2 separate regions of the Mus musculus genome follow, and region 2 is linked to region 1. A link is a contact called in ENCODE POLR2A ChIA-PET data. All regions are on one chromosome and are shown on one strand. Each heading gives the region's core, a stretch centred on a gene start or an enhancer-like site at or near the end of the contact. The rest is flanking DNA. Distances are from core to core; before and after follow the strand shown. Region 1 holds the start of Gstt2 (glutathione S-transferase, theta 2). Region 2 holds the start of Chchd10 (coiled-coil-helix-coiled-coil-helix domain containing 10).

Evidence for each region. ChIA-PET counts read pairs that join two places held with the same protein, here RNA polymerase II (POLR2A).
Region 2: POLR2A ChIA-PET joins it to region 1 with 69 read pairs in embryonic stem cell. The contact joins the promoter of Chchd10 here to the promoter of Gstt2 in region 1. POLR2A ChIA-PET finds 5 or more read pairs at or near these places in 4 of 5 experiments (Patski and embryonic stem cell).

The regions. Positions count from the first base shown.
Region 1 is chr10:75,833,369-75,836,416 of GRCm38, forward strand. It overlaps Gstt2 (glutathione S-transferase, theta 2), which reads right to left and starts at 1,513. Exons shown (of 5, transcript NM_010361.2): 1 at 807-1,513; 2 at 284-371. The coding sequence starts at 918.
Region 2 is chr10:75,931,609-75,934,963 of GRCm38, forward strand. Chchd10 (coiled-coil-helix-coiled-coil-helix domain containing 10) reads left to right here and starts at 1,522. Exons shown (of 5, transcript NM_175329.4): 1 at 1,522-1,890. It overlaps Mmp11 (matrix metallopeptidase 11), which reads right to left and starts at 894. Exons shown (of 8, transcript NM_008606.3): 1 at 726-894. The coding sequence starts at 845.

The DNA of each region.
Region 1 (3,048 bases), core at 263-2,762:
CGTCCCCTTGTCGCCTTCCAATACCCCTCAATCAGGATAGGGAGGCCTGGAGGGGGAGGGGGGGAGTCCAGCAGATGAAACAGGACAGAAGCAAGGGACATGCTGGATCAGCCCTCTAGTCTTCCAGGACCCCTTCCCACAGAGTCTGCTCTAGCCAGGCCCCCTCACAGCCTAGGGTCGGAGTCGGCCAGGGCCCCGCCCCGCACCCCACTCCAACGGAAGTGGGGCGGCCAAAGGGAGCCGGAGGAGGTAGTGAGGGCTCTGGGTATATTTACAGCTGCACCTTTCGGTCAACACGAAGCTTCCGTCTTTGAGTACAGGAACTTTGTTTAAGCAGTTCACCTGGGAGAATTGCTCGCTCATGTGCTGCCCTGGGAAGGAAGAAGCCAGAAAATGCGTGCAAGGACTCAAGCAGTATTCCTATTTTCCCCTTTCTCTTTGCAACCAGAGCAAGGTCGAAACGGCCAAAATCCGGATGGGCCGGGAACCAGAGGCACAGAGGTGGCTCAGCTATGTGTCTCTTCCCTGCAAAGTCTCCGGAATTTTGTGAATCTAAACACTGCGTGCCTTCAAAGCAGAAACTGTAGGAATCTTTCATTTTTCTCCCCACGTCCCAGGACAAAAAGTCTCTCTTGTCAGAGCGGAAGTTACGTTTAAAGAGGGCTCTGAACTGACTAAGACCACTCCAAAGAGAGCAGAGCATTCCTTGGTGGACGGCGCTGGGGGTGGGGGGGGTCAGATGATGGGGAGATTGTACCCAGGCAGAATGTGAAGGACTGACATGGTCTAGGGGTAAATGTGCCAACCTTTGAGTATATCCACGGTACGCGTCTGGAAGGGGATGCCATTCTTCTTGGCGAAGATGTAGACAGCGCGGCTGGGTTGTGACAGCAGGTCCAGGTAGAGCTCCAAGCCCATTGCCGGTAGCGACACAAGATGGTGTGCCGACTGCGTTCGATAACAGCAAGCTGGGGTCCAGCACAGCCTCAGTTGGCCAAGCCAAACGATTTCCTCCTCTGGATAGCTGACACCTGCTGATCTTGGGGAGGGAGACGCTTTGGAGGACTTTATACCAAAAGCAGGGCTGAGGTGCGCGCGCACTCAGACTGACTTATGCGATTTGCTCCAGCGGACCGTGGAGCCAGGAATCCAGCCCAGGACCTTAGTCTCACCCGGACGCGGAAATGGCCTAGCTGGGCTTTCGTGGACCCAACTCAGAGTTCTGTGGACGTAGTCGTTTGCGGGGAACTAGACCGCTCAGCTCCTAGCTCTCAGTTACTGCAGGAGGGGATCTTAGAGGCTGATCGCTGATCCTTCTTTAACGGGTGAAGCTTGTTGCAGGCTGCTAGAAACTTTGCCTTAAGGAAGAACTGTGGTTGGTCCAGCTGCCCCGTGCAAAACAGGTCGTCTAAGAACACTGGACCTCCCCAGATCTGTGAGGCTGGGCAGCAAAGCTTGAAGGAGTCACAGGACCACCTCTCTCGCCCGCCTCCAACACTCTCCACGGTAGCATCTTCCGATGGGGAAAAGAGGTGCCCATTATCACTGGCTTTATCTGAATCTTTTAGAGTAGCTATAGCCCGTGGGCCATATCGGGCACCAGAATGTTTCCCTGGGCGTTTTTCTTTTTTTCTTTTTTCTTTCTTTCTTTCTTTCTTTTTTTTTTTTTTTTTTTTTTTTTTTTGACATTGAGGGGTAGGGGTCTTGCTATAGCACAGGCTGGCCTCAAACCCTTCTGCTCCATTGATTCTCCTGTCTTAGTTTCCTGAATGTCTGGGACTCCCAGGTGAGACCTATCCTGCCTGGCTTTCCAGGGAATTTATGTTTGTTTGATTCATTTGGTTGGCTATTTTTTGTTTTGTTTTGTTTTGTTTTGTTTGAAACAGGGACTCATATAGTCCAGGTTGGCCTCAAATTCGACTTCATTTTCCAAGTGCTTAGGACTACAGGCATTTGCCATAGAACCAGTCTTACCCTGTGAGTTGATAGCTAGGAGCTGTGGTAGCCAGTAGGCTCAAACCGAGCTCTCTCAAGTGGCCCCTCCCCTCGCCCCTCCCACCGCCAGAACCGTCTGAAGCCAAATTGCCCTTTTACCTAAATAAGCTGGTGTTGTTTTTTGAGGAAAAGGATTCTGAAAAACACAAAGCTGTCCCCAGAGGAGCTTCTTCTGCAGCCCTGCACCGCACGTGGCTCTGCTCGTGCAAATTCGGTAGGGAGAGCATGTGATCCAAGATGACTGTACCCACCCAAGCCCTCTGATGTGATTGGCCCCTAGAAGTCTCCTGGCCTTGTTTATTTCACGTGCTTCCCCTAGGTCAGACATCCTCTCTCACGGGATCAGATATGGCTCTTGAATGGATGGACCCCTGAATCCCGCCCCGAAACACCCCCCCCCCCCCCCCCCCGGCTTTCACCCTGCAGACTCAGGTACCTGCTTCGCTACTCTCCGGAGAGTCCCCTCCCACACTGGCAAGGAACTGGTTTGGCTGCCTCACTCCCCTCTTCCATCTCATCCTCTCTTCCGGCTTCTTAACCCCTCCCCCCCCCCAAAAAAAGGGCTTCCTTGAATCTTGACAAAAATACCCCTTTTTTTTTTTTTTTTTTTTTGCTACCCTCCCTTTTTGACTGGTAATAGTTTTCATCTTGATTGTCAGATACCTAAAGCCAGAGTGAGTGGTAGTTTGAATGAGAAATGCCCGCCCCCGCCCCACCTCCCCACAGCCCATAGTTTCCTGCGTTTGAACCTAGTGTATGAACAGACCCCAGCTGGTGGTCTGTTTTGTGTGGGTTATGTAGCTTTTAGGTTGTGGCACCTTGCTTGCTACAGGAAGTATGTTGCTCATGGCAGTGGGGTTTGGCAGTTTATACCCTGGGCCACCTAGGGGGAGCCTATCTGACAAACAGGACAAAGAAAATCAGTAGCTAGAACCTGGTTTCATGACACAGCATTTGTTTAGCATCAGTGAACCTAGCCCTGGATTCAACCCTCCACACCACAAAACAAACAAAAAAACTGAAGAGAAGCCAAGGTTCACAAATCACACCGAA
Region 2 (3,355 bases), core at 272-2,771, 98 kb after region 1:
TCTACTCTGACAGGTGCCTCAGAGACCAAGCTGGAAGAAGGATGCAGCCATTGGGACACACAGGCTGGGAAACCCTCAATCTCTCTTCTTCCCCTTTGCCTCTTTGCACCCCCTTTCCTTTCTCTTCTTCTTTATGCTTTTGTTCCCCCGGTGCTCCCTTCTATTCTGACTGCACCTGATGCTCGCACACACTATCTCTCTCAGGTGCATTTTCTGTCGGCTACCAGGACTCCCAGACTTGTCTCCTGCAAGCTGGGGCACCTCTCTCAACTTGGGCCCCATTTTCTCCTTCCTAGCTCTTCCTTTATTCTCCATCCACGGTACACACCTTGCAGGGGTGCTTACTGGAACCACACACCCGGAGGCTGCCCCTTTTTGCTCCCCCCTCCCCCCAGACTTGCTTTGCTTCATTCCAGTGATGAACAAGGGGCCTTGGCATCCACTCCCTCTGCTACCTCTATCAACACACACTCCAGCATCCCTAGCTGGGGGCTGGAGAAGCCGGTCTCCAAACTGAGTTCAGCGCAGAGACGCGTCTCACCAGCTCCACTTGCACACTGCCAACCACGGGAAGCTCATTATAGTACGCTCAGAGAGACCCAGAAGGCATTTCGGGGACAGACTGCACTAGGGTAGCCAGGGAGCTCGCTTGGTGGGTCAAGCTCAGCCAGTGGGCCCAGCCCGCGTGCCCAGCCCTCCCTCGGGGAGGAGTGGCGGGCACTCACCGGTGGCCTGGCCCGGGCCATCAGCGGCGACGGCAGGAGCAGCAGCAACAGGAGCAGCAGAGGCAGCGGGAGCAGGAGGACGCGCGAAATCGCGCGGAGGAGACAGGCGGCCCGTGCCATCCGCCCCGGGGCTGCTGGGCCTGCTGGGCCAGGCCGGGCCGCCGCCCCTTATAGCATTCGCCCCGCCCCCGCCGGCGCCGGGACCGCACCCCCCACCGCCCCGCCTCCCCCTGCCTTTTGTTCTAAACTCAACCGGCCTGCAGCAGCGGTCTGAGTTAGGGAGGAGTGCCCGGAGGGGCTGGGTCCCTTAGAACTAGTGAGAGCCGGGGAGAGCTCAATTCTGCTCTCCAGCCCCACTTCAGAAGTCTCATCCTTCGCCAGGTCTCTCCATGGTGGCTTGACTTGTTTTAGCCTGTGGCAGGTGGTCAGATCCCCAATCTAAACAGCCCTAGCTAACAGGAAAGTGGTACAATAGCTCTTGCAAGGAGCGGACTATTGAAATGTGACCTCAGGGGAAACTGAGGCATATGGCGGAAGTTGGCCAGTCCCCACACCTTAAAACAAAACAGAGACGGGTCTGGAAAGATGGATCAGTGGTTAGGAGCACTTGTTGCTCCTGCAGAGAAACCTGGCTCCCGTTCCTAGCACCCACAGGGTGGCCATCTAGGAACTGATGCCTTCTTCTGACCTCTACTGACACTTGGCACACGCTGATGCAAATGGCTGATGCAAATGCGCACACTTAACAATTTCAGACCAGAGGCAGTCAGCGAGGATCTTGGAGGGAGGGACCAGATTTTTTCTCTACTAGCAGGCAACTGGGTCAGTTGGCTGGGAGGAAAGGGTCAGGGATGTTTGAGTTGGACACTGGAATCTCAGGTTGTTCCCTGGCCGGGGGGCACACTAGCCAACAGGCTTTTCCTGACCAGTCAGGCTCAGCCATCTGAGACAGGGACAGAATCACATCTGAGAGGGAGGTCTACGTGCTGAAAACAGTTCAACTACTCTAATCTCTGCAGCGAGTGTCCAACTGTGCAGTGTTCCCTCTTGGATGACAATGGCTCTACAAGGCACTGCAGGCCTCTTCCACCAGGCCTTCAGCTCTCTTCTGAATTCTGGTGGGCCAGTGGGGCCCTGAGCTGCTGCAAAGTAGGGGCAGAGAGTGGTAAGTTTTACTTGGCCATCTGCAATCTTTTAAAAAGCCTCACCTTTTAAAGGCTGCCATTCCTTCCCGTCGTCCTTCCTCCCTTCCCACCCACCCCTCTTTTCTTTTTTTTATGACAGAGTCTCTCTCTCTCTCTCTCTCTCTCTCTCTCTCTCTCTCTCTCTCTCTTTTTTTTGACAGAGTCTAGTATGTGTACATGTAGCCCAGGCAGGCCTCCAACTCAAGATTCCTGTCTTTGCCTATTCTGACTGATAGGACTGCAAGCATGTATCATCATAGCTAGAATTTCCAGGTCTGGTTCAGACTCATCTCAGCAGTGTTGGTCAAAGAATCATAAAATGGATGAGGCATTCATAGTCCTACCCTCCACCCCCAAGAGTGGGTTTCTCTGTGTAGCCCTGGCAATCCTGGGACTCTGTAGAGTAGGCTGGCCTTGAACTCAGAGATCTGCCTCTATTAAAGGCATGCACCACCATGCATAGCATTTTAAAAATAAACTCTTCATTGGATGCATGCCTTTAATCCTGACATTTGGGAGACAGAAGCAAGTGGATTTCTGTGGGTTTGAGACCAACCTGCTCTACAGAGTGAGCCAGGCTATATGAAGATCCTGTCTCAACAAAAGAACCCCCAAACCCTAAAACATTTATTTGTGCAACCTAAACAGCCTTCAGTGTTGCCAGGGATGCACGACTATTTTCTGAGGAACTTGCAGCTTATCAGCCAGACCCCCCACCCCCCCCACCCTCCACTTCCCACCCCCTTACCCCCCAACCTGCCCCATTACCCCACATTACCACACTTAGTAGAGGATCTGGAAGGTGGGCTAGCCACGGAGGCCCACAGAAGGGGTTGAAGCTGGAAGAATGTTACCACTTGCCTACTGGATACAAGGTAAGCAGAGGCCAAATAGATAAGCCAGTGGGGTCTGCTCAAGCCTGCCCCCCCCTTTTTTTTTTTAATTTTCTACAACAGCACATTTTTTTAAAAGATTTATTTATTTATTATATGTAAGTACACTGTAGCTGTCTTCAGACACTCAAGAAGAGGGCATCAGATTTCGTTATGGATGGTTGTGAGCCACCATGTGGTTGCTGGGATTTGAACTCGGGACCTTCAGAAGAGCAGTCGGCACTCTTAACCACTGAGCCATCTCGCCAGCCCCCTGCCCCCCCTTTTTTAAAAGATGTATTTATTTATTTCGTGTATGTGGGTACATTGTCGCTGCCTTCAGACACACTAGAAGAGGGCATCAGATCTCATTATAGACAGTTGTGAGCCACCATGTAGTTGCTGGGAATTGAACTCAGGACCTCTGGAAGAGCAGACAGCTCTCATAACCACTGAACCATCTCTCTCCAGCCCCAGTCAGTGCTCTTAACAGTTAAGCCACCTCTCTAGCCTGAGTCTGGCATTTTTTTAAAGGAAAGAGTGGCTTGTCTTTTACCTACTCACCTCACCAAAA